Regions from separate parts of the Mus musculus genome. Here region 1 is linked to region 2. Evidence: chromatin loops called from intact Hi-C (ENCODE). Cell type or tissue: left cerebral cortex. All regions are shown on one strand. Each heading gives the region's core, and the rest is flanking DNA. Links, peaks and the distances in the headings are about the cores only. Region 1 overlaps Gm46147 (a long non-coding RNA gene). Region 2 holds the start of Gm31531 (a long non-coding RNA gene).

Region 1 (8,345 bases), core at 179-8,178, 60 kb after region 2:
ATTTCTGCCAAGAATGTCATGGATATTTTGATTGGGATTTCTTTTGTTGTTACTCTGTGTTTATAGGACTGAGAATGAGAGTAATGCTGGCTTTGTAGGGGTTTGGGAGTACTGTTTCTATTTTGGGCTTTTTGTTGTTGTTGTTGTTGTTTTATGTTTCTTTTTGTTTTGGAATGACTTGAGGATAATTGGTTGTAGTTCTTTTGTGAAAACCTGGTAGAATTCCACTTTAAATCCATCTGGATTGTATTTTATTTTTCCCACGCTGTAAAACTTTCTTTTTCTTGTTTTAATATCCTTATTTGTCATGAGTGTGCTTAAGCTATAGATATCTTCTTGAATTGATTTGGTAATTCATCAAGGAACTTGTTATTTGCTTTTAGATTTTTTTTAAATACAGGTTTTAAATATTCCATTGTAGTGTCCTAAATTTCCTTGGTGTTTGTTGTAATGTTTCTTTGTCCCTCTGCGATTTTATCAGTTTGAGTTTTCTTGGTGTTTTTAAGGCTAATTTTGCTTTTATTTTATTGATTTCTGCCTTTTCTGTTCCTGTTTTTCTTCTCAACTACGGGGTTGGGTTTGACTTGCTCTCGTTTTTCCAAAGGCTTGAGTTACATGATGAACTTGCTTATCTGTACTTTCTAATTTTGAAAACAGGGTTTAATGACATATGTTTCCCTCCTAGGACTGTGTCCCAAAGCCTTCATGTGTCTTTTTTTTTTTTTTTAATTATTACTTTATTTTTCTTCCCCTTGGTATTTAACATTGTTTTTTCTTGAAATTTTCTTGGAGCCATTTTGTTATTTGGCACTGTATTCTTTAATTTTCGTGACTTCATATAATTTCTGGAGATTCTGTTTTATCTTAAGCTTTTTTTGCATCATATTGAGATAGGATATGTGTTACCAGTTTTTTTTTTCTTATATTTTGAGATTTGTTTTGTATCTCAATATATGTTCAATTTTAGAGAAGCATTCATGGGCTGCTGAGTAGAATTTTTTTTCTGGTCTTTGGGAGAAATATTTTGTAGATAATTGTTAGATCCCTTTGATGTATGATTTCATAAAACGATACACCTCTTTTTATTATCTATCCAGAGGACCTTTCTATTAAAGAAAGTGAAATACTGAAATCACTTACTATTATAGAATTGAAGTTAATCTGTGTCTTGAAGTCCTTTTATATGTTTTTGATGCTACAGCAGCAGTAGGGGTCTGACCCTCTTGGGGTTGGTTTGATGGACGTAATTTTTTTAAAATTTGAGGTTATTTTTTTAAATATTTGGGGTTCAAATTTTTATTAAAGTCTTAGAGTCAAATTTAAATAACTACATGAACTACATGAAACTTGGTCAAATAAAATGCATTTTGTCTAAGGAGTATATTCTGTATCCTGTGAACTTGTTACTTCTTTTTTTTTTTTTTTTAATGAGTGTCGCATCATCTTTGTCCCTTATCTCTTTGTTCCTTTTATTCACCCTCTGCCTTTGCAAACTCCCTCACCCCAAGAAACTACTTCAACCAGATCCAGTTATACTGTGCTTCTCCACTGAGGTGTGAGACCCACTCTCCCATCATGTGGCTGGTCATCTTGCCTGTGCTCTGCTGCACAGGCCATGTGGCATCTGGTGGAGTTCTTCTTGGTTGATATATATTTTTTTAATTCTATCTTTATCATGGAAATTTATTCTTTTTCTTTCAATTAAGGTGGATACTTTTGCTGGGTAAAATAGTCTAGCTTGACTTGTGTTCTTTTGGATCTTGGAGTACATTGCTTTAGGATCTTCTGACATTTAAAGCTTGATTGAGAATTCAGGTGTTATTTTGATTTGGCTTCTTTTATTTGAGACTATGGCTTTTCTTCCACAACTCTGAGTGCCCATTCTTTGTTCTTTTTTTTGGGGGGGGGATTTTTTTTAATTAATATTTTTTATTACATATTTTCCTCAATTACATTTCCAATGCTATCCCAAAAGTCCCCCATACCCTCCCACCCACTTCCCTACCCACTCATTCCCATTTTTTTTGGCCCTAGTGTTCCCCTGTACTGGGGCATATACAGTTTTCGTGTCCAATGGGCCTCTCTTTCCAGTGATGGCCGACTAGGCCATCTTTTGATACATATGCAGCTAGAGTCAAGAGCTCCGGGGTACTGGTTAGTTCATAATGTTGTTCCACCTATAGGGTTGCAGATCTGCAACCATTCTTTGTTCTTTATATTAACGTTTAGCCATAATATTCCACAGGGTGTTACTTTTCTGGTCTTGTCTATTTGGTGTTCTTTGTGCTTCTTCCATCCTTGTAGATATATCTTTCTCCTAATTTTTCTTAATGTTTTCTTATCCTGTTGCAGATATGGTCTAGCCTATTAATGTAGGATTCTTCTTCAACTATTTCAGCTTTGTTCTTTCATGTCCCATAGTTCTTCATATTCACAGCATGTGTGTTTTAAAGATTTATCATAGTCTTTAATTGAGTGGTTCAACTACTCTATTTTCAATTTCTGATGATATGCTGCCTTTTGCTAGACCCATTCTACCGTGAAGACTTCTTCTGTGTCTTCTAAATAGAAAATTAAAAATTTCAATTTCATCTTCCTTTCATCTTAAGTTTTCGTTGGTATTTCTATCTCTTTAGTGATCAGTGATTAGTAATATAGCATTTTCGGCATCATGAATTTGCCTTCTTGCTTTTATGGAGCCCTGTGTTTGGGTTTCTGGACTTCAATCATGAGGTTATTACTATTCTCTTTTTCTTTTCTTATTAAAGGCATTTTTTAATTAGATATTTTCTTCATTTACCTTTCAAATGCTATCCCCAAAGCCACTTATACCCTCTCCCTGCCCTACTATCCTCTTCTTGTTCACACCAGTGTTCTGGTGTTCATTCCTCTTGTCTTTAAACTCCTTGAATTCTTTGATTTTTTTTTTTCTTAGTGAGACAGGGTTTCTCTGTATAGCTCTGGCTGTCCTGGAACTCACTTTGTAGACCAGGCTGGCCTTGAACTCAGAAATTTATAATTTTTAATTTATAATTATTTTCTTAAATTCTTTGTACTGGGGTCAACCTTGGTAATTCTCATTGAAGACTATTTTATAGAATTATTTGGGGGATACTTAAATGTTTAACTCTTAGTAATATCACCCACAAAGATTTTTCTTATGAAACCTGTTTCAGTTGTCAGGAGAATGTCTTATTTGTCCATTATAGGTGTTTCTACACAAGCACAATCCTTTCTCTACCGACCCTAGAGCTATTTGACATCTCAGGAGTATGAACTGCTGTGGGGTCCAGAAGGCATTCAGGCGAATTATCCCACTAGGATAGTGTTTGGGGGAGTAGTTATGTGTGATGTTAATTTAGTATTAATCTGGAGAGGCTGCAGCTTGCTATATTCAGATTGTATTTAGCAATATAAAACTGTACCAAACACTAATAAATTGCACCTACTGGAGATTTAGATTAACTGTCAAAATGTTAAAAAACACACACACACACACACACACACACATACACACAAAAACTAAACCATTTGGTGTATCTTAATTGGTATAATTAGCTATAAAATAAGCTTATTATGAGGGAAGATTTGCTAGTAGTCATTTTACGATAGGTAGGGAGAAAAGCATTTGTTTTATGTTTAAGAATTTTCTTTAAAGGGGGGGGGGCACTCTCTAGTGCGGGCTTATTTGCATTTTAATGGTGAAATGTCTCCATCTTGTGGCCAGATGAACTATCACACCTTCGTCTTAGAGTGTTATTTTGACCTTTTAATTTGGAGGCCTGTATAGTGGAGGTGTGGTTTCTACCCAGGTTGATAATTAATGAAATAAACAATATTTAAGCTCATTAATTTGTAGTAGACTTCGAAGTAAATTTACATTTTTTGAGCCACGAATTGATTTTGATCTTTGTCTTCTGGAGGTCTGAATTTCTCCTTTTATTGAACAAATTATTCAAGTAATATAAATTTTTGAAAAAATGTCTAGGGTTTGAATATGTGTGAGTCTGTGTATGTGTGTTTTCAGAGTGGCTACAAGTTACAACATCTATTTATTTATACGCAATTTGGAGATTATTTCTAATGCATGACCCCATTTTAAACAATAGATGGCATTAAGATGTCATGTTTTGTGTTTCCCCATAAAGCATGCATTTTGTTTCATAGTTTCAAAACGTTGGTTTTTCTTCTTGAAAAGAAAACTTCTTGATATCCAAAATCATATTTGCTTTATTTTGAAGCTACTGGTAGTACATTCAATAAATATTAAAAAAATTCTTAAAGCAACAGTACAATTTTATTACTATTTGAATATGTGCTCATATTCCAAATGTGATAAAAATCTAAATGTAGTTATATTAATTCAAATGTTATTTCAAAAGATATGTGGCTGGTATTCTCATTAAAGTGAATTTTTACATTTTATTCTTCCATGAATGCTTTTCAGAATTAAACCTCAGACGTTTAGTTAAAATTTAGTTTAATGCAAAATCATGTAACCATGTGCTGCCTTTAAAAATCTAAGGATTTTAAACTTTAAACAACTTTAAACAGTTATAGTCCTCATGTATTTTTTTTTTTTAGTTACCCAATATTCTGAAATTAGAATTCCTTCAATGTACAGCATTTAGATACTTACTACTTTCAAGATTTACATGAGATTTAGATTTTAGATAGCTCATAGAATAAAACTTTTATAAATTGCTATTTGTAGGTAAAATGAAAAGGGATGATTGAGGTATTAAAATATATTATAGATCTTAAGCCCTGCACTAGTCAGGTAATTATTATCCTCCTGTTTTTGTTTGTTTGTTTGTTTTGATTTTGTTTTTCAAGACAGGGTTTATCTGTATATCTCTGGCTGTCCTGGGACTCACTTTGTAGACCATGCTGGCCTCGGACTCAGAAATCTGCCTGCCTCTGACTCCTGAGTGCTGGGGTTAAAGGCATGAGCCACCACCCCTGGCCCTCCTGTATCTTTTTAATGCCACTTTTACAAAGTTGCGGTGAAAGAGATGTCCAACTCTACAAACCTGAACATTGTTTTCTTCTCTTTTTTCTTGTTTTAAAAGAATTTGTCACGAATGTTTTCTCCCTGTTGCTCTTGAGCTAGAGAAAGGCTGTTCTGCCCATTGCAAGATGGTTAGCATCCTTGAACCTGGACACTAAGGACCAATAGCGAACTCTTCCCACTGACCCAGTAAGGTCAGCCAGAAGGTTCCCAGTGTTTCTATTGGTATAGCTGTAAAAAACTGTCATCTCTGAAAGGGATGACTAAGCGATAAACTTTCAGTTTTAGAAAGGATAACTTTGAGGCTGTGTACAGAAGTATTTAATTAATTGTGAGTTCTGTTTGCATGAACTAATTGAAACTAAATGATAAAGGTATTTAAGTAGTTGTCTTCTGGGTTGAACAGTATGGTTACTCTGTCCATGCAGAGGATGTCACAAGATAGAAAACAAGGGAGCCAATTAGGAAACTAGAGGGAGTGACTTGTTTTGCTCACCAGTAACAGTTGTTTTTCTCTGAGCAACATGACATTGTACTTCTAGTATATCTGGAATGCCTACCATGAAATCCAGTAGCTACACAGGACAGTTAGCAGCTGAAAAGGAGCAAGCATGGTTGAAGAGCTGGGTTTCTTTTAGTGTTGCTTGTTTGTTTTTTGCTTTAGTTTTTGTCTATTTATTTATTTATTTATTTATTTATTTATTTATTTATTTATTTGGTTTAGTTTTGGTTGAGACCTGGTTTCTCTGTGTAGCGCTGGCTGTCCTGGAGTTTGCTCTGTAAACCAGGCTGGCCTGAAACTCAGAGGTCTGCCTACTACTGCATCGAAAATGCTTGAGATTAAATACAGGTGCCACCATTGCCAGGCAAAGAATTGATTCTTAAAATGTGTGTGGGTCTGCTCTTTCTCTCTCTCTCTCTCTCTCTCTCTCTCTCTCTCTCTCTTTCTGCCTGTGTGTGTTTGTGAGACTGAGTGTGAACGTGTGTGTGTGCCTGTTTGCATGCCTGTGTGTGTATAGTGCTTGTGTGTGCATAAGTGTGTGTGTATGTATGTACATGTGTGTGTGTGCATGTGTGTGTGTGTGTGTGTGTGTGTGTTCAGGAGTGCATCTGTGCCACAGAGCACATATGAAGGTACAGCTTTCTCACCTTGAGAGAGCCTCTCTTCTTGTTATTTGCTCTTGCACGTACCAGCCTGTGTCCAAGAGCTTCTGTGAGCTTTCTGTCTCTACCTGCCTCTCATCTTACCACTGGAGTGCTTGGATTATAGACAGGTGTTCCTGCTTTCAGCCTTGTGGTTTGTGGAATCTGAGCTCAGGTCCTTTCTCTGTATCACAAACCCTTTACCCACTAAGTGACTGCCCCAGGCCAAAGAAGTGCATTTTTGTTTAAATCGTGATACACTGCAGAGTTGCAATAGATTTTGAAAATGTACTCCAAATTCAACTTAAATGAAAAATGTTTCAATATAAATTATGTCAATAACACTTTGAGAATAATTTAAGTATATATTTACATAAAATATTACATATTAAATGCAATTTATTAGTTTCATATATTCTTAGAACGTTTAAAATGACGCATGTAGCTTACCTGTCAAATTATGATGTCTCAGGTGAGACAACATTTGCCATACTAAGTCATTTGCTCTTCAGACACTTTGATAGCCTAGCCTTGGAGGGACTTGGTGATCAGTGTTCAGACTTGCTTCATCACAAGACTATTTTAAGAAAGGTTACAGTAAAGATCAGATGCCAATATTTGCACCCAACCAAAGAACAGAAGCTGCTGACCCATGTGGTTGAAATAGGGAAAAGCTGGAAGAAGCTGAGGAGGAGGGAGACCTTGTAGGAGGACCAGCAGTCTCAATTAACCTGGACCTCTGAGGTCTCTCAGACACTGGACCACCAACCAGGCAGTATGCACCAGCTGATATGAGTCCCCCAACACAGATACAGCAGTGGACTTCCGGGTCTGGATTCAGAGAAGATGCACCTAATCCTCAGAGACTGGAGGCCCCAGGGAATTTAGAGGTCTGGTGGGTTGAGGGGTAGCAGATAGCAACATCCTCGTGGAGATGAGGGGGGTGAGGAGGAGGTATGGGATGGGGAACAGTCTGAGGGTGGATCGGAGTGGGGGAGGATAAAATCTGGAGTGTTAAAAAATTAAATAAAATTTAAGAAAAAAAAAGGGGGGGGATTACATTATCTACACTGCTGAGAAAGGCATTTTTTTTTCTTTTAGGATGTAAGTTACAAGCATAGAATTAGAAACAGCCCCATTGCAGTCATGAAGACACCACAAGGCTGAAAGTCAACCAGAAACAGAGATCCAAGCTACGCAGAGAGTTGGACTCGTGATAGTGCACGTCTCCTTCAAAAAGTCCTATTTACTTCTTTCTCCAGAACAAACCATCATGGCTCCTTCCACCCTGTAGGTTCAGCAGAGCTGAGGACTGGTGAAAAGACCCAAGTTGGAACTGACTCTTCTGTGATATGGGCAAGCTTATTTTTTTTATAGAAGTTTCTCAAACGCCCAAAAAACGATGTCGAAGAAATGAGTGCTCCGCCCTACAGACTGGTTACATTCTACCGAGACACAAGTGCCATAACAAGTAGAGGAAGTTAGGTGCTCTTGATACCAACAAAAAACATTACCTAGTGGGAGAAAGAAAGACAGGGCCTTCTAATTGTAAAAGAGTGGAAAGATACTTTCATAATTATAGGGCTACGGTGACAGCTGCGTATACTGTCCGCTAGCATGCGCTGCAGGTGGTAATCCAACCATGTGCATCCCAGCCACTGAATGGAAAACAGTGGGGGGTGGCCCTTTTGAATCCTATATAATTGCAGACATTTTAAGCAACTATCATTTCAATACTGTGTAAAGTATGGCTTATTTTTTTTTTTCATAGTAGATTTTCCTATCCAGCAGAGCTTTTAAGGATCAGGCTTCAAGTGTTTGTCCCTCATTTTGTTTAAAATTCTGCCTTTGTCATTTTCATATACTGAGGCAAACACGAAGGTTAACAGCTACAAAGTCTTCCTCCTACAAGAGCGTTTGATTAAGATCTTGTCTTTTTTATTAGCATCCCTAAATGTAGCTAAGTGCATAAGAATGAAAAAGATCACTGTCAAAAGAAATTCGAGTTCAATGTAGTTTTGCAAACTTGGACTTCGGTCAACACTCTGTTTGAAAATGTTTCTGAAATATATTCATGCCCATCTACTGTTAATCAAATTTGTAGCTGTCTAGTTAGTTTTGTTATTTGACACAAACCTAGACCTAGCTGAAAATTAAAAACAAAAGGAACCTCACTTTGAGGCATTTCTTC
Region 2 (8,345 bases), core at 132-8,131:
ATCATAATCCAGATCCTTGCATGTGCTAAGGGAGTACTGTGGGAGTACTGTGTTCACTATACCACTACCTTCGACAATGTGATTGCATCTCCCTATCTATTTTGATGATTATGGTACTGATTGGATGATTGTCTTGAGTTTTCTGTCATACATTTGCTCCAAACTTCAGGTTCTCCTGTTTCCCTAGTACGAAGATTATCGGCACGTATCAGTGCACCAGTTAGAACTTCTTCATAGAGAAACACTGGTGGATCATAGGAAGGTTTTAGATTTTCGTTTCAAGGTTTTATGGGTTATAAAGAATACTCTGTTAGAACCTATTGGCATTGTCCCTCCACTTGATGATTATACTCCAGCCACAGTCGTCCTGTGTTTATCAGACTTGCCAAGCATGTTTGACTCACAGACTTTGTGCTTTCCTTTTTGAATTGGCAAGAATTCTATTTTGTAAATGCTCTTATCTCTTGCTAAGCTCTTTTCCTCTATGTTTAAACGAACAGCTCTGTTTATTTATACTGAATTACTTTCCTTCCTGGGTCTGGAAATACAAAACTCTAGCCCTTCTTGGAGAGATCTGGTTGATTTCTTATCATTTCTGTGGGTAACAATTAAAACCAGTTTTAAACATATTTAATCAAACAAAGACTGATTTTTGCAAAAGTATAAATATCAGCAAAACAATGTGGGATATCGTTAATAAAATTACTAAAGATTAGCTACTGAACACTAGCTTCAGTACAATTAAGAAATTTCATTGGGGGGTGGCGGTGAGGTTGAGATGGGACTTGATTTTGTAGCTCAGTGTGGCCTTGAACTCAAGTGGTGGTTTGGGTGAGAATGTCCTCCATAGGTTTGTGTATATGAACATTGATTCCCCAGTTCAGCCCTGTTTAGGAATGTTCAGGAGGAGGGGCCTGACTACAGAGCTTTGGAGGCGTATGGAAGAGTGGGGTGTGGGAATCAGGGATGCTCGCCAGCACGGTATTAATTCTGAAGTGTTTCCATTTACTGTGTGTTCTTACATCTGCACTGCTTCAGGGACTCAGGTTCTGACTCTTTTGCTTTCGTTTGTTTTCCATTTGTCATTTTGATGTCTCAGATCCCTTAACTGGCAGAGACTTCATAGTAGTCAGATAAAATCCTGGTAGAGCAGACTGCTCTCACTAATTTAGCGTCTATCTATATGGCTATTTAAATTTCTGGCATGAATCTGCTTGGTGCTTTAGTTAATTGCCTTATGGAATATAACTGTGCCTCTGCTACTTGAACAAATGGAAGGTATCCATCTTTTCTCCGATCCTTACACATATTATTTACCCAGTCTCCAACTTTCCCAATATAAGTAAAATATATTTACTACAACAAGAAAATTTAAAATCATCTCAGAAATGTCAGATTGTTTCTCAGAGAATATGAAAAGTGTGTTATAAAATAAGGCTTATTCTTTAATTCGTTAAGAATACATGAGAATTTAAAAAGAAGAAATAAAATTAAGAAAGTCAAAAGGAGCTACATTTGAAAAGATATTTTAGAAATTCAAGTCTTTTGATTAGCAACCACCCGTAGTACCAGCAACACTTCAAAGTGTTCTCTAAACACTGAATTCCCATCAGTGATGCTGCAAGCCTTAGCTCTCATCTTTCATGCTTCCCATTGCAGTGACTTCAAAAGAATAAAGAGAGAATGGTAATCTCTCACAGTAACCTTGGACTCACACTAGTAATTGCGTATTTAGCTACCATGCATTCAAAACCAGGTAATTGTCTCATTAAACAGTGTTCTAATAAATATAATAATTCACATTTAGTTATACAAAAATCAAATACTCAGACCATCCTGAAATAAAACTCAGAGCCCAAGGGACATCTAGAAGAAAATGAAAAAGAATTAGATTGTGTCAAACATAGACAGCTTCAAAGGAAGTCATTTAAACTTGCCTTTTCCTTACCGAAATGCGTTTTGCATATTTTATTGTTTTCGTCATCGAGCTTGTTATAATCCAGCAAGTGAATGTTCAAAGAACATAAAATCCTACAAATAAATAAACTGAGTATGAATACATTTATAAAAGAGGCAACAATTCGGATCAAGAGCTTGGCATGCCAGCTTTGAGCATGTGAAGCTACAGTGTTCCCAGTCGTGTTTCAGCAATGCATGATTTATTGGAAGAATAAAAACTATAATGTTTTAAGTTTCATGATTCTCACATGTTGAATTTTAAATATGTAATCAACGTTAACATAAGTAATCCTAATAGCACCAATCAAAATTTTAGGGTGATCAATCTGTAAAATTCAATTGTAAACGTAAGGCAGAGGAAGATGTTATAAAAGGCATCACCTTCAAAATGCTTGTAATTTACCTTAGAGATACATTTGAGAAGTGGCCTCAAAATATATACTGGGAAAATTGCAAAGGTTTCAGAAAGTTATGGTTTGACAAAATTGGTGGGAGTTGTTTCTATTGTCAGTTAAGTATATGAGTCTCTTAGCTGCTAGAGTTTAAAAGCTACCCACTCATAGAACTGGGGAACTATCTAGATCAGTCTTCATTTGAGTTTATTGAGCACAGAGAACTTTTTCAATGTCATGTTCAGGCACTGGCTTGGTAAGAGCTGAGACCCTACAGGCTTGAATGTCATGCAGAGATTGTATGATATATGATATACTGAGTGAAATCTAATCAACCTTCTAAATCACACTAATCTCTAAAAGAACGAGGCAAGGATGGGGAAACACCCTTGTTAACACACAAATATTTAGAAGGTTTCTAAAAATAAATGAACAGAAAAATCACAAAGGTTTAAGATCCAGAAAACAGCTAGTGTCTACCAATACCATCTTGGCAGCAACTTGTTGGCGAAGTAGGTCAGTAGAGAAGATGACAGATGCAAATTTTATTATGAAAATTAAGTGAAAAACTTGATCAGAAAGATCTAATAAACACCCAAGAGACAGGGTATGTGAATGTGTGCTTGTGTGAGATTGTGTTTTTCAATGTGTGTGCATAAGTGTATGCCTCTATATGTGCTTGTCTTTGTTGTGTGTGTGTGTGTGTGTGTTTATTCTCTCTGTGTGAATGTGTGTGTGTGCATGTGTGAATGTGTGTATATGTGTAAATTGTGTATGTGTTTGTGTTGAAAGGTTAATACTGAACTATGGGATGACCAAAAATGGGAAAGGCAAGCAGGAAGTGATAAATTATTATGAGTGAAAGAGAATGAGAAATAGAATAATAAATATTTGGTGTTTATGTTTAGCTCTCTGTGACCATCAAAGATTAAACTATGGCATTAGTTTCAGTTATTATTTTTTTTTTTTTTTACTAAGTAGACACAATAATGGAGCTGACTTTATTCAACAGCAGCATAGTTTAAAGTAATTGTTAGGCTTGAGGTCTGAAATCCTGGACAACAGAATGAAAAGAAATGTTTTGGTTTGCTTGACAAAACAAAACAAAACACATGATTCTGTGAGTTCAAAACATTCATGATGGGGGAGACCTTAGGCAGGAGTGAGTCAAATATTTTGGCAAAGATGTTCCTTGACTCCCATGTTCCCAGCATGAATAAAACACAAACCTCTATATTCTGATTTCCAAAGGAGGACGATCATATTTTAAAATGCCTCTGTGTGCAAAGCAGCCCCTGCAGATCAAGCTGTGGAGGAGGATCTGCTCTATACAGTCTGGCTTGTAAGGGCAAACTCATCCACACAGCTTAGATCAAACTTACAAAGAGAAAGCAAGCACCAATCATCGCTGCTTTGAGTGTCACGTCGAGATCTGCTGGAACATGGATCCCAAAGTTGTCAGCGTTTGTGAACACGTCATTGACAAATCCCGACCAGTACTTGGAGATCTTCCCAATTGTAACCTTCTCATCAACAGTTTTCACCTTTGCAAAATTAATAACGATAATGATAATAATAGATAAGCATGATAATGCAGATTAAAAAAAAAGGTGGTTGACATTTTTTGGTATGTTTTTCTCATGATAACTTTGAACTGTTTTATTAGTCACCACCCCCAAATGGCAACCCTATGTTGTTTGCTCCTGCGTGTGGATATTCACCTCCACAGTAGTCGAGAACTTCAGGCTACCACAGTTTCTGGATCACTATAATTTGTTTTCATTTTCATTTTCTATGCAGATGGAGTAAATAATTAAGGTCAGACAGCCACAAGATGGCAGCACATGCATCTCTTAGTTTTATTGCTAAGCACGAAGGAAGGTAATGTCTTTGCCTATATTCAAATTTTAAGCCAGAGTTTGCTACGATAAAATATGTATGGAAAATACATATACTGTGTGTGTGTGCATATGCTTACATGTGCACAGATATTTAAAATTATTTGAATGAATTATTTCTAGGTATAATTAATAAACTTTAATAATTTATCAATTATGTAATTATTAAAATGATTAAAAATAATACATTGTCAAACCACATTTTTATCTTATACTAAAACCTTTGTTAACTTACTCTCTTCTAACCAGTCCTACGTACTATAAGTCACTTTGAGCTAGTGTATAAATACTGAAGTCTACCATTAAATGGGAGAACTACACCTGACTTATCAACAATTTCTTTACTTTTTCTTTTTTGAAGATTTATTTATCTATTTATTTTTCATGTATATGAGTATAATGTAGCTGTACAGATGGTTGTGAACCTTCATGTGGTTGTTGAGAATTGAATTAGGACTTCTGCTCGCTCTGGTCAACCCCACTCACTCTGGTCGGCCCCTCTCGCTCAGGCCCAAAGATTTATTTATTATTATATCTAAGCATTATATCTAAGCTGTCTTCAGACACACCAGAAGAGGACGTCAGATCTCATTACAGGTGGTTGTAAGCCACCATGTCGTTGCAGAGATTTGAACTCAGGACCTTCGAAAGAGCAGTCAGTGCTCATACCCACTGAGCCATCACTCCAGCCCAACAATTTATTTCTTAATCCTGTTTATCATTCTGACAGTTATTTAATATGAAGCTTCACTTTCTGTATGGTGATATAAAATAAAAAATAGGGAAAGTTTCTTAGGACGTAGTTATAGCATGAATACTAGACCCTAATGCTAAAATCTACTCAACCATAGTATTAAGAAGCTGTGTGACATCCTTTCAGAATACTGGGATTAGGACAGAGTCTGTATTCTTGGTGTCTAGAGACTCCTTCAGAAGTTGTGGAGACAGACATAGGTGGGATATGTTTGAATAATGAAAACGGATGCTTTGAATGTAAATTCTCCTTGCCTTTGATGTACACTCAGGATAATCTGTTGCAAGAGCATATGCTGTTACAGGCTAAATTTGCAATGGTTCATGTTAATATTCAGTTCCCTCAACCTACAAGTACATTATTTTATGAAACAAACTTAGCACATCTTACATACATAGCTTTATATAGTGACACTCTAGTGGAGTATGCTTCTGAAATGAGACCTGAATGGGGTTAAATGTCCATACAAGCAGGTCAACAGAAAAGGGCAAAGATAATATGCATATTCTCTCTGTCCCACATGTGCTTTAACTCCCTACGAATCAAGTTCATCAAACATAGAACTACCGTGACTTTCAACAACTACAAGATATGTAATGTTAAAACGATATTGTCTCTGTCTGTCTGTCTGTCTGTCTGACACACACACACACATATACATATATATAAAATATGCCTTATGCTTAAAGACTTAAGCTGAAAATAACAAGAGATTTACTCTTTTAGGTAAGGAGATATAGTAGTTTATCACTGTATTTACAAAATATGCCAAGAATTTTAATTTTATAATTCTTATTTTAATTTTAACAAATTAAACTTCTTTTAGTAATATTGCAGTGATCTATGACAAAGTGCCTAAGGACTATATATTGTCATAGCATTAGTTTTGCTAAACACTATGGACTTAGAATCTCTGGAGTGATGGCTATTATTATAAGCATGGAAATAGGATTTATTAGAGTATTATACTAATATGAGATTCTTAAAATGTATTTAAGGGGTACATTATGATCTTGATGACTTATAAATTGAATTGCATTTCAAGAACTCGGAACCTAAGCAAAACGTTCTTTGCCTTTCATACCTCAAAATCCACATCGCCAAAACAGCCACAGGTTGTGCAGGGACCAATGATTTTCAAAATATCTTCTTTGTTTGCATTTTGAATTGTGAATTTGGGCTGAAAAGGGCCCCACTTCTGTGCAACATAACCAACTATAGTACCAGGAGGGGCTTGGATTTCTAGCTGTAAGACAAAATAGTAATAAAATCAGATTTTCTACAGTTATAATTCATTAATCACAGAAGAATATCAACATATATCTATATAATATATGTTATGAAATAACTGTTGTATTGTAAAAGCCATTGTACATATATGTTTCTAGGATGCAAAGCAGTATTTTCTTCTGACATTTTGTATTAGTATGCAGGGTGACAATTTCCTCTGAGGTTTTGTATTTTGTCATGAAAATGATAAAAATTCATTTCACTGATATATTTAGCATTTTCCATGTATATGTATATATATCTGTATATATGTATGTGTATATATATATATGTATATATATACATACATATATATATATGTATATACATACATACATATATATATATATATATATATATATATATATATATATATGTGTGTGTGTGTGTGTGTGTGTGTGTGTGTGTGTGTGTATTCTGCAGAATGGAGGACAAAACCACATTCTTCTAGCTTACAGAGATATCAGATCAAATTAAGTCTACGTCAATGAGAGTTATTAAAATTCTACTAAAAATGACAATCAATTATGTTTTAAAATAAAGTCACTCTGTTGCATACCATGGGTTTATTAAATGTGCAAATACTTGGTATCATTCTGAGTATAATAACACACAGGGGAGAGGACACAGTGGACAAGGTTAAGTGTCATGGCCTCTCCTGGCATTGCTACTGCTGAAGATGTATTTGTGTAGTGGTGAGAACTGTAGCCATTACAATTATTTGGATAATACACAAGCCAGGAGGCTGTCTCGTTTATAGGATGCATGAGCTGATTTTACCGTTTAATCTCATGGTAGCTACCAGAGTTTCAGGTTACAAATGGAAACAGTGACTCACAAAATCTTCATGTTTTCCTTACCCTAAAAAGGAAGATATAAATTCAAACAACTGTAAGGTTTACTGTCTTGTAGTTCCAGATGAGTGCCATTTAAAGGAATAAACTTAAAAAGAGAAGATGCTGAGGGGCAGTGACCAACCTCTTGTAGGTAGCAGGGGCACCAACAGCTGTTACACCTTAGGGGCCTGTTCACTGTAATCACCTCTCGACCCGAGTTGTCTGTGATCCTCAGGGTGCAGGCTCGCAGCGTGGAACACACATTACGATTAAAACAGATGCTTTCTTCCACCGCAAAGTAAATTCTTTGTCCCAAGCTGTTTTTGATCTCATATTTGTTGGAGGTCTCAGTGCCGAGGATCACTGTCGCGAAACACATCTTATGAAGACATGCTTTGATTGGTATCACCACTTGTCAAAAGTCAAGGAGTATTAATAGAACATAGAGTCATGGCAGAGTTACTGAGCTGATAGTCTCAGCTTCATTCACATCTGTTTCTATGTTCTAAACTTTGATGACATAGCCTCAGGAATCAAAGCAAAGCCTGGGACCAAAACGAACAGCTAAATTTATTCTAGAACTATGAACAAACATGGTCCACCACCTTTCAACCATAGGACAGAATGTGTAGGGTTGGACTCATTGCTCAGATAAGAACTCTATTATTTTTCTGCAAGTTATTGGGACAATTCACAGTGCCATTTATTACTGTATCTACAATTTCTCTTAACATCCGCAGTAGTAATGCTGGCCAACTACTTTCCTTCTGATATATATTGAAGTAATATAAGATCTTATAAACAAAAAGCACTCAAGCAATTGCAAATTTAATTAATCATCCTTACACACTTTCCTATAGATAAATTGTGTGCATATTTTGTTGAGTCAACTGGGAAGCAAGGAAACAATAGCATTTGTGTCGAAGAAATTTTAATATGACCTCAACTGTGACTTCCCTTATTAGAATGTTAAGGAATTTTAGTGATTAATATCTGTGGGATATTAATTATTGCTTATCACTTCAAGATTAAATTTATTAAAATTTAAATGTCACTGTTATCAAAGACTTATTTTCATACTTATAGTTTCTTTAAGATTAATACATTTAGATTTGGTTGAAAAATAGGTCTAGCAGTCATTTGGTCTAATTCTGTACGTTGCTTATAACATTTTCCATGTAAGGAAACTTCTGAACACGGCAGCCTTTTCAGGAGTTTTAATAAGTGCAGAATCTGA

The links. Hi-C counts contacts between places; a loop is a spot of excess contacts. Peaks named below come from ENCODE experiments on the same cell type or tissue, not always from the same donor. Only the 100,000 strongest peaks of a DNase experiment are listed, where the experiment ranks them.
Region 1: it touches region 2 in a loop (9-fold over the local background); 16 of 42 quality-filtered maps call a loop at or near these places.

The regions. Positions count from the first base shown.
Region 1 is chr9:92,143,129-92,151,473 of GRCm38, reverse strand. Gm46147 (a long non-coding RNA gene) reads left to right here. Exons shown (of 3, transcript XR_001779352.2): 3 at 7,256-8,345. Among named protein-coding and RNA genes, the nearest start is that of Gm46147, 28 kb to the left of the region's middle. In left cerebral cortex, for the core only: a CTCF peak has its summit at 3,728 (motif pointing left); a DNase peak (open chromatin) is centred at 3,724.
Region 2 is chr9:92,203,346-92,211,690 of GRCm38, reverse strand. It overlaps Plscr5 (phospholipid scramblase family, member 5), which reads right to left. Exons shown (of 8, transcript NM_001195693.2): 4 at 7,251-7,471; 5 at 6,088-6,249; 6 at 3,734-3,895; 7 at 1,949-2,031; 8 at 1,457-1,866. The coding sequence ends at 1,993. The region is part of intron 3 of Gm31588 (a long non-coding RNA gene); the gene reads left to right. Gm31531 (a long non-coding RNA gene) reads left to right here and starts at 3,397. Exons shown (of 3, transcript XR_379706.4): 1 at 3,397-4,232; 2 at 8,292-8,345. In left cerebral cortex, for the core only: a CTCF peak has its summit at 4,171 (motif pointing right); a DNase peak (open chromatin) is centred at 4,186; H3K4me3 peaks cover 506 bases.